Linked DNA regions of Homo sapiens: region 2 is linked to region 1. Evidence: read pairs that join two places in POLR2A ChIA-PET (ENCODE). Cell type or tissue: OCI-LY7. All regions are shown on one strand. Links, peaks and the distances in the headings refer to the core of each region. The heading gives the core; the rest is flanking DNA.

What was found. Peaks named below come from ENCODE experiments on the same cell type or tissue, not always from the same donor. Only the 100,000 strongest peaks of a DNase experiment are listed, where the experiment ranks them.
Region 2: POLR2A ChIA-PET joins it to region 1 with 5 read pairs; 2 of 35 experiments call an interaction of 5 or more read pairs at or near these places.

What each region holds. Positions count from the first base shown.
Region 1 is chr3:195,474,993-195,480,379 of GRCh38, forward strand. No RefSeq gene overlaps it. Among named protein-coding and RNA genes, the nearest start is that of ACAP2, 35 kb to the left of the region's middle. In OCI-LY7, for the core only: no CTCF peak of the experiment used is centred there; no DNase peak of the experiment used is centred there.
Region 2 is chr3:195,391,634-195,397,020 of GRCh38, forward strand. It overlaps ACAP2 (ArfGAP with coiled-coil, ankyrin repeat and PH domains 2), which reads right to left. Exons shown (of 23, transcript NM_012287.6): 2 at 457-514. Among named protein-coding and RNA genes, the nearest start is that of ACAP2, 49 kb to the right of the region's middle. RefSeq lists an enhancer at 3,121-3,210. In OCI-LY7, for the core only: no CTCF peak of the experiment used is centred there; a DNase peak (open chromatin) is centred at 2,608.

The DNA of each region.
Region 1 (5,387 bases), core at 57-5,056:
CTTGTAATCCCAGCACTTTGGGAGGCTGAGGTGGGTGGATCACTTAATGTCAGGAGTTCAAGACCAGCCTGGCCAATATGGCAAAACCCCGTTTCTAATAAAAATACAAAATACAAAATTTAGCCAGGCGTCTTGCTGCATGCCTGTAATCCCAGCTACTCAGGAGGCTGAAGCAGGAGAATCACTTGAACTCGAGAGGCACAGGTTGCAGTGAGCCCAGATTGCACCACTGCACTCCAGGCTGGACAACAGAGTGAGACTCTGTCTCAAAAAAAGAGGCCTGGCGGGGTGGCTCATACTTGTAATCCCAGCACTTTGGGAGGCCGAGGTGGGCGGATCGCTTGAGGACAGGAGTTCAAGACCAGCCTGGCCAACATGGTGAAACCCCATTTCTGCTAGAAATATTAAAAAATTAGCCGGGCATGGTGGCAGGCACCTGCAATCCCAGCTACCTGGGAGGCTAAGGCAGCAGAATAGCTCAAACCCAGGAGGCAGAGGTTGTAGTGAGCCAAGATCACGCCATTGCAATCCAGCCTGGGCAACAAGAGCAAAACTCCATCTCAAACAAACCAACAAACAACAACCAAAAAGTCATCACATTTTTACTCACTTGCATTTACATAAAAAATCTAGAAGATCTCGAAAAGAAGAATACACCCTTCTGTTTTAATTTTTTAAATTAACAAATAAAATTATATATTTATGGTATGTACACACATTTTTGATTTATGTATATACATCGTGGAATAGTTAAATCAAACTAACACATCCATCACCTCATATACTTAGTTTTTCATCCTAAGAACATTTAAAATCTGCTCTTTCAGCAATTTTCAAGTATATAAAACACTGTTATTAATTTTTTTTTTTTTTTTTGAGACAGGGTCTCACTCTGTCCCCCAGGCTGGAGTGCAGTGGCACAATCATAACTCACTTCAGCCTTGACCTCCTAGGCTCAAGCAACCCTCCCGCTTCAGCCTCCCAGGTAGCTGGAACTACAGGCATGTACCACCACACCCAGCTCATTTTATTTTTTATGTTTTAGAGACAGCGTCTCACCATGTTACTTAGGCTGGTCTTGAACTCCTGGCCTCAAGTGATCCTCCTACCTCGGCCTTCCAAAGTACTGGGATTACAGGGGTGAACCACTGCACCCAGCCAAAACACTGTTATTAACTATAGTCACCATATTTAACAACAGATTACCCCAAGTTATTCCTTCATCTAACTGAAACTTTATGTCCTTTGACCAACATCTTTCCAACCCCAAACCCCAGCCACTGGCAACCATCATTCTACTCTTTTTTTTTTTTTTTCCAGACAGAGTATTACCCTGTCACCCAAGCTCTTTTTTTTTTTTTTTTTTTTTGAGGCGGAGTCTCACTCTGTCACCCAGGCTGGAGTGCAGTGGCACGATCTCAGCTCACTGCAAGCTCTGCCTCCCGGGTTCACACCATTCTCCTGCCTCAGCCTCCAGAGTAGCTGGGACTACAGGTGCCCATCACCATGCCCGGCTAATTTTTTTTTTGCATTTTTAGTAGAGACAGGGTTTCACCATGTTAGCCAGGATGGTCTTGATCTCCTGATCTCATGATCCTCCCGACTTGGCCTCCCAAAGTGCTGGGATTACAGGTGTGAGCCACCACGTCTGGCCCATTCTACTCTTTACTTCTGAGTTTGACTTTTTTAGATTCCACACGTAAGTGGGGTCATGCAGTATTTGCATTTCTGTGCCTGGCTTATTTCACTTAACATATGTCCTCCACGTTCATCCATGTCCTTGCAAATGACAGCATTTCTTTTTTAAGGCTGAATAATATTCCACTGTGTATATACACCACATTTTCTTTATACATTCAACTGTTGGTGGACACTTACATCTCTTCAACATACCAGTTTCATTTGCTTTGGATATATACCCAGAAATGGAATTGCTGGATCATACAGTAGTTCTATTTTTAATTATTTGAGGAAGCTTCATATGGTTTCCCATAATGGTTGTACCAATTTATATTCCCCAAACAGTTTACAAGGGTTCTCTTTTCTCCACATCCTCATCAACATTTATCTCTTATTTTTAATTCTTCAGAGAATTCTCATCAACATATGTAATACTATTTTTCCAGAATCTGGGCAAAAAAGAAAGCTAAGTGTTCAAAGTATAGTTCTCAAAATTCATTCAAGAGAAAGAAAACAAGCCACATACTGGGAGAATATATTTGCAAAAGATTTATATGATAAAGGACTGTTATTCAACATATACAAAGAACTCTTAAAGCTCAACAATAATAAAACAACCAGCTGGGCATGGTGGCTCACGCTTGTGATCCCAGCACTGTGGGAAGTGTGAAGATTGCTTCAGCCCAGGAGTTGGAGACCAGCCTGGGTAACATAGTGAGACCTTGGCTCTACAAAAAAATCTAAAAATTGGCTGGGTGTGGTGGCTCACATTTGTAATCCCAATAGTTTGGGAGGCTGAGGTGGGAGGATTGCTTGAGCTCAGGAGTTTGAGACCAGCCTGGACAACATGGTGAAACCCCATCTCTACAAGAAAAACAAAAATTAGCCAAGCACAGTGGCGCATGCCTGTAGTTCCAGCTACTTGGGAGGCTGAGGTGGGAGGATTGCTTGAGTCTGGAGGTTGTGGGTGTGCAGTGAGCCGTGATTGTGCCACTGTACTCCAGTCTGGACGACAGCAAGACCTTGTTTCTTAAAAAAAAAAAAAAAAGCTCCACATCACATATCATCTGGGAAATGCAAATCATTAGTGTGGCTAAAAACCAGAACACTTACAACACTAAATGCTGACAAGGATGTGGAGCAATAGGAACTCTCATTTATTGCTGGTGGGAAAATGGTTCAGGTGCATTGGAAGATAGCTTGGCAGATTCTTACAAAACTAAATAAAACTCTGACTGTATGATCCAGCAACTGCACTCCTTTGTATTTACCCAAAGGACCTGTACACGTTAAAACCTGTACACAGATGTTTGCAGCAGCTTTATTCATAATCTCCAAAACTTATAAGCAACCAAGATGTCCTCCGGTGGATTAATGGATAAACTATGGTATATACCGAAAACGGAATAACACTCAGTGTTAAAAAGAAATGAGCTATCCAGCCATGAAAAGATACGGAGGAAGCTGAAACGCATATTACTATGTGAAAGAAGTCAATCTGAAAAGGCTATATACTGTATGATTCCAACTAGAGGACATTCTGGAAAAGGCAAAATTATGGAACTAACAAAAAGCCCAGTGGTTGCCAGGGGTTGGGAGGAGGAAGGAATGAATCAGTGGAGAGGATTTTTAGGGCAGCGAAGCTCCTCTGTATGATATCACAGTGGTAGATATAGTGAAGCTCCTCTGTGTGATATCACAGCGGTAGATACAGGGAAGCTCCTCTGTGTGATATCACAGCGGCAGATATAGTGAAGCTCCTCTGTGTGATATCACAGCGGCAGATACAGTGAAGCTCCTCTGTGCGATATCACAGTGGCAGATACAGTGAAGCTCCTCTGTATGATATCACAGTGGTAGATACAGTGAAGCAGCTCTGTATGATATCACAGTGGTAGATACAGTGAAGCTCCTCTGTATGATATCACAGTGGTAGATACAGTGAAGCTCCTCTGTGCGATATCACAGTGGCAGATACAGTGAAGCTCCTCTGTGTGATATCACACTGGTAGATACAGTGAAGCAGCTCTGTATGATATCACAGTGGTAGATACAGTGAAGCTCCTCTGTATGATATCACAGTGGTAGATACAGTGAAGCTCCTCTATGCGATATCACAGGGGTAGATACAGGGAAGCTCCTCTGTGTGATATCACAGTGGCAGATACAGTGAAGCTCCTCTGTGCGATATCACAGTGGCAGATACAGTGAAGCTCCTCTGTGTGATATCACAGTGGTAGATACAGTGAAGCAGCTCTGTATGATATCACAGTGGTAGATACAGTGAAGCTCCTCTGTATGATATCACAGTGGTAGATACAGTGAAGCTCCTCTGTGCGATATCACAGTGGCAGATACAGTGAAGCTCCTCTGTGTGATATCACAGTGGTAGATACAGTGAAGCAGCTCTGTGTGATATCACAGTGGTAGATACAGTGAAGCTCCTCTGTATGATATCACAGTGGCAGATACAGTGAAGCTCCTCTGTGCGATATCACAGGGGAAGATACAGGGAAGCTCCTCTGTGTGATATCACAGTGGCAGATACAGTGAAGCTCCTCTGTGCGATATCACAGTGGTAGATACAGTGAAGCTCCTCTATGCGATATCACAGTGGCAGATACAGTGAAGCTCCTCTGTGCGATATCACAGTGGTAGATACAGTGAAGCTCCTCTGTATGATATCACAGCGGTAGATACAGGGAAGCTGCTCTGTGCGATATCACAGTGGTAGATACACTGAAACTGCTCTGTATGATATCACAGTGGTCGATATAGTGCAGCTCCTCTGTGCGATATCACAGGGGTAGATACAGTGAAGCTCCTCTGTATGATATCACACTGGTAGATATAGTGAAGCTGCTCTGTGTGATATCACAGTGGTAGATAGAGTGAAGCTGCTCGGTATGATATAACAGTGGGAGATACAGTGAAGCTGCTCTGTATGATATCAACAGTGCAGCTGCTCTGTATGATATCACAGTGGTAGTTATAGAGAAGCTCCCCTGTATGATATCACAGTGGTAGATATAGTGAAGCTGCTCTGTATGATATCACAGTGATAGATACAGTGAAGCTCCTCTGTGTGATATCACAGTGGTAGATATAGTGAAGCTCCTCTGTGTGATATCACAGTGGTAGATATAGTGAAGATCCTCTGTGTGATATCACAGTGGTAGATATAGTGAAGCTCCTCTGTATGATATCACAGTGGTAGATATAGTGAAGCTCCTATATATGATACCACAGTGGTAGATATAGTGAAGCTCCTCTGTGCGATATCACAGCGGCAGATACAGTGAAGCTCCTCTGTATGATATCACAGTGGTAGATACAGTGAAGCTCCTCTGTGCGATATCACAGTGGTAGATACAGTGAAGCTCCTCTGTATGATATCACAGCGGTAGATACAGGGAAGCTGCTCTGTGCGATATCACAGTGGTAGATACACTGAAACTGCTCTGTATGATATCACAGTGGTCGATATAGTGCAGCTCCTCTGTGCGATATCACAGGGGTAGATACAGTGAAGCTCCTCTGTATGATATCACACTGGTAGATATAGTGAAGCTGCTCTGTGTGATATCACAGTGGTAGATATAGTGAAGCTGCTCTGTATGATATAACAGTGGGAGATATAGTGAAGCTGCTCTGTATGATATCAACAGTGCAGCTGCTCTGTATGATATCACAGTGGTAGTTATAGA
Region 2 (5,387 bases), core at 319-5,318, 83 kb before region 1:
GTGTCTCTAGTCTTACTTTCCTCATGTGTAAAACTGGGATAATAATAGCATTTACCCTCATAGAGATAAAAAGCTACCAGGCCAGGTGCGATGGCTCACTCCTATAATCCTAGCACTTTGGGAGGCCAAGGCAGGTGGATCACCTGAGGTTAGGAGTTTGAGACCAGCCTGGCCAACATGGGAAACCCTGTCTCTACTAAAAACACAAAAAATTAGCTGGGCATGGTGGTGCACGCCTGTAATCCCAGCTACTTGGGAGGCTGAGGCAGGAGGATCGTTTGAACCCAGGAGACGGAGGTTGCAGTGAGCTGAGATCATGCCACTGCACTTCAGCCTGGGCGACAGAGTGAGACTCTGTCTCCAAAAAATAAAAAAGAGACCTACTACTGTAGGTACTAATCATTATTTACAGCAAACGAGAATCAATGTTTCAAAAAGCTAACTTGTAAAATTTACCTTATCAAGTTTTAGTTCCAATTCTGCCACATCACCTTCTACTTCTTCCAAAGCTGCCCTAGAAAAATTAAATATAAAATAAGTTATTTCGTTTGTTTAAATGTACACTTTACTCTTGAAAAGTAACTCTAAATGAAAAGATAGATATGAATGCTTAAAAATTACACTTCACATGAAGTAATAATTACCTTGGAATTTAGTATCAATACTTCATAATCATGCAATACAACAGGTAATACAATTACTGTTTAGGACAATGACAGAACACATTACGCTAATTTATACTCAAAGCATTAGTATCATTCCAATTAATAACACAAAATACAGCTATTTAGCACGTACTTTTTAAATAAGTGAGAAATTTTAAAAGTTGAGGTGTACAAAGAATTGGATTTCTTGATAACAAAACACATGCAACCAAACTGCAAGGCGTTGTTGGCAACCAAGAAGAGCTTTTACTTTCAGAAATAGCTCAGAACAATACCACCCTTGTTTTGTTTCCAAAGTATTTTTTAATCAGTACCTAAGACTAATTTTCATCTCTCTTCTTCTCCTAGCAATATAATTTTAATACAGAAAAATTAGCAAAGGTTAGATTATGTAAAATGCAGAACTAAATAAGCCAAATATTGTCTTATTGACAAAAGAGAATACAATTATAATAACAGTTAGCACTTCATACCACACTACAAGGCAACATTTCAAAATTGGAAATTTGTCTGAAACAAAATAGCAGCAACTAAGTTTTGGGGATGAAAACATTTTACACTCAAGAGTATGTATAACAAAATGTAATTCATCTACTTTAAGTCATTTATGCCATTTTCATATATCTACTTGATAAACTAGCAATTCTCAAGTAGGTATTTTAAGATTTAACTAAATTTTTAAGTTGGATAGTAATGGGGGATTTACACTGAGTAAGATATTCTCAGGAGACAGAGCTAGGATGAAAACTATTTCCAGAACAAGCATGGTGGCTCACACCTGTAATCCCAGCACTTTGGGAGGCTGAGGGGAAGGACTGCTTGGACCCAAGAGTTCGAGAGCAGCCTAGGAAACACAGGAAGACCCTGTCTCTACAAAAAATAAAAAGATGAGCCAGGCGTGGTGGCTCACGCCTGTAGTCCCAGCTACTCAGGAGGCTGAGGTGGAAGGATCACTTGGGCCTAGGAGGTTGACGCTTCAGTGCACTCCAGCCTAGGTGCCACTGTCTCAAAATAAAACAAAAAACTCTATTTCCAGAACTCCCACTTCACCTCTGTGTGACCTCTGAATAATCATCTTATTGACTTGTGATTCTGCTTCTCCACTGGGTAACATTTATTTTTAAGAAGTGTTTAAATCTCTAAAATAAGAAAATAACTTTGAATTATTCAGTAAAGAAATGCCTATGATAAAATGAGATGCTCTAGCATATGACTGGAGAAAATGGAAGGTGCTGCACTCTGTAGCACAGAAACAGAAATACTTCTTCCTGACTAAAAGTTTCTCATTTGCTTCAGCAACGTTTTTCAAACTATGCATTGTCCCCTTAACCTAGAAAACATTTTTCATTCACATCAGTCCTCAGTCCCTTCACCTACTCATCATTTAAACTTAATTTACACACGAGAACAAATGTATGTGTATGAGGATATTCAGTGTAACGCGTTAGAAACCTAGATGTGCAGCAATAGGAAATAATGTAAATAAATTACCATATATCCATACCATTATGTGAGGCAGAAGATTTTAAATGAGGTTGATCTGTATCTACTGATATGGAAATCTGCACAGGATAGAGTATTATATTGGGGGGGGGGGAAGCAAGCTACAAAATTATATGCATAGCATGAGCTCAATTTGGGAGCATATTTATCAGTCTACGAACTACAACTCTGAAGAATGGGGATTTGATAGCAGAAAGTATAAATAAGGATTTGCGCTTTTTACTAAATTCTAGATTGTTTAACTATTTTCAGCAACTATGCATTTCTAAGCAACGTTTAAAGCTAATAAAGGGGAAAAAGAAGTCCAAACACCATCTCCCCAAGACATGGTCCTCCTGGAACCCCTCAACCACTCAAGCTGAATGGCGTACCCTCCCGTGCCCCTCCAGCACCTCACACACATTCTATCACTGTGCACCTCGCTCACTAGTCTCAGTTCCCCATAGCAGTACAGACACGCAAACAAAATGTTTGTTGAGCCAAGGGAGAAACTCACTAAGTACGCTAATTGTCAGATACCCTCTTCATTTACATTTTAACCTTTATTTATCTTTACTCAGTCTTCCATTTCTTTCAAGCAAATTAGTTGAAATGACCAGTTTGAGATTTAATCGTTGGTTTCTACTAAACAAATGGGTTGGGATAAACTTTTTGTAACTTCTCCAATCTTATTTCACTGTGCAATTCTACTAATTCACTTTTGTAAAACAACATGTTTAAAGAAAGGTAAGCAGCAAGGCACAGTGGCTCACGCCTGTAATCCCAGCACTTCGGGAAGCCGAGCTGGGCAGATCACTTGAGGCCAGGAGTTCTAGACCAGCCTGGCCAACAGAGCAAAAGCCAGTCTCTACTAAAAATACAAAAAGTAGCGTCAGGCCAGGAGTTTGAGACCAGCTTGGACAACAAAGCAAGACTCAGTCTCTCAAAAAATTCCAAATAAAAAATGTTAGCTAGGCACATAGTGTGTGGCTGTAATCCCAGCTACTGTGGATTCTGAGGCAGGAGGACTGCTTGAGCCCGGAGGATTGCTTTATTTAACCCAGGAGTTTCAAGTTACAGTGAGCTATGACTGCACCACTGCGCTCCTGCCTGGGCCACAGGGCAAGACTCCATCTCTTTTTTTTTTTTTTTTTTAAAGTAGGGGGTGGTAAAGACTAAATGAGGACTGTTCATATCATCAATCACAGTACATGACACAAAGAACAAAATCAATTCGCAGATGAATAGATGACTTCTATTCATTGAGATAGAACCATTCTGGGACATATGTTTAAAAAACTAATAAGTGAAATAAAAGAATTTACCCAACAATCTTTCAAAATATTAAATGATAGATATTAATTCTCTGCAATCCTCCCCAATTTTTACGAAGCACATAACTTTTATAAAAATGCAAGGCAATAAAGAGGCCAAAATTATAGACCCCTACCCTCCATAGCTTAAAATTTAATTTAAAAAAATCAAGTTATATACACATTAATAATGAAATAAAATATATGACTGAGCAGCAAAATGAGCAAAACAGAGAATAAGTAATAAGGGAGATAGATGTTAAGAGAAAGGGAAGAAAAGAGAAGACAATGAGCACAGTCACAAAGGTCAGCAAACAATTACCCAACAGGCAAGTTTGACCCATAACCTGTTTTTACAAAGTCTATAAGCTAAAAATAGTTCTTACATTTTTAAGTGGCTGAAAAATATTTTTAAAAAATAATATTTTGTGATGCATGAAAATTATATTAAACTCAAATTTCTGTTCCTCTAAAGTTTTACGGAAGCAGAGACAAGTTAATTCACTTCCGTAGTCTCTATGGCAGCTTCCACGCCATGATGGCGTAGTTGAGTAGCTGCAAGAGAGACCATATGGCCCACAAAGCATAAAATATTTACTATCTGGCCCTTTACAGAAAGTTTACTGACCATTAAGAATGTCAAATATAAGAACATGAATGAAAATCTTTTCTCATATATGAAATACATAAAAGAAAATAAAATTTGGACTTAGCTCTAGCAGTCTGTACTCTAAGAAGCTGAATAAGCCCAGAATTCAGAAAAACAGATACTTTATTTTTAATAACAATACCTTCATTCTCTTATCTATTCATGCATCATAGTTTTTTATTATCAATTGAAAAATAGTTACCTAAAAACATAAAACTAGAAGAGAAGCTGGGTGTGGTGGCTCATGCCTGTAATCCCAGCACTTTGGGAGGCTGAAGTGGGTGGATCACATAAGGTCAGGAGTTCAAGACCAGCCCAGCCAACATGGTGAAACCCCTTCTCTAATAAAAATATGAACATTAGCCAGGCGTGGTGGCAGGCACCTGTAATCCCAGCTACTAGGGAGGCTGAGGCAGGAGAATCACTTGAACCCAGGAGGTGGAGATTGCAGTGAGCTGAGATCGCGCCACTGCACTCCAGCCTGGGACACAAGAGCAAAACTCCATCTCAAAAAAAAACAAATAAGAAAACTAGAAGAGAAAAAAATCCAACAGCAAGTTTACCACCAAGACATGGCTATGAAATGAATGAGGCTCAAAAATAGAACTCTCTCCACTCAGATAACTGCATATTCTTGTAGCAATAAACTTTCTAAGCTACTGTTTGTAAAAAGAGTATACATTAAAATAACTAAATACATTAAATGTGTAACATGAGCATTACATTTTCCTTATAAAATTATTTTAAAGAAAAAAGAAGTATGGGCCGGGCACGGTGGCTCACGTCTGTAATCCCAGCACTTTGGGAGGCTGAGACAGGCAGATCACTTGAGGTCAGGAGTTCAATACCAGCCTGGCCAACATGGTGAAAACCTGTCTTACTAAAAATACAAAAATTAGCCAGGCATGGTGGCGCATGTCTGTAATCCCAACTACTTGGCAGGCTGAGGCAGGAGAATTGCTTGAACCCGGGAGGCAGAGGTTGCAGTGAGCCAAGATTGCATCACTGCACTCCAGCCTGGGAGACAGAGTGAGACTGTGTCTCAAAAAAGAAAAAAAAAAAAAAAAAAAAAGAAGAAGTATGCTAAATAATTATTTTTCCCATCCATTTAAAATCCTTAAAAACTAACAACCACCACCAAAAAAAAAAAACCCTTCATTCCAACTTGGCAATAGCCTTAAAATGAAATTAATAATTTAAAAAAAATTAGGTCACATGGTGATGCAATCTAAATTGCCAATAGCAGGATATTCAAGATCATTAATAGGCACATAAATA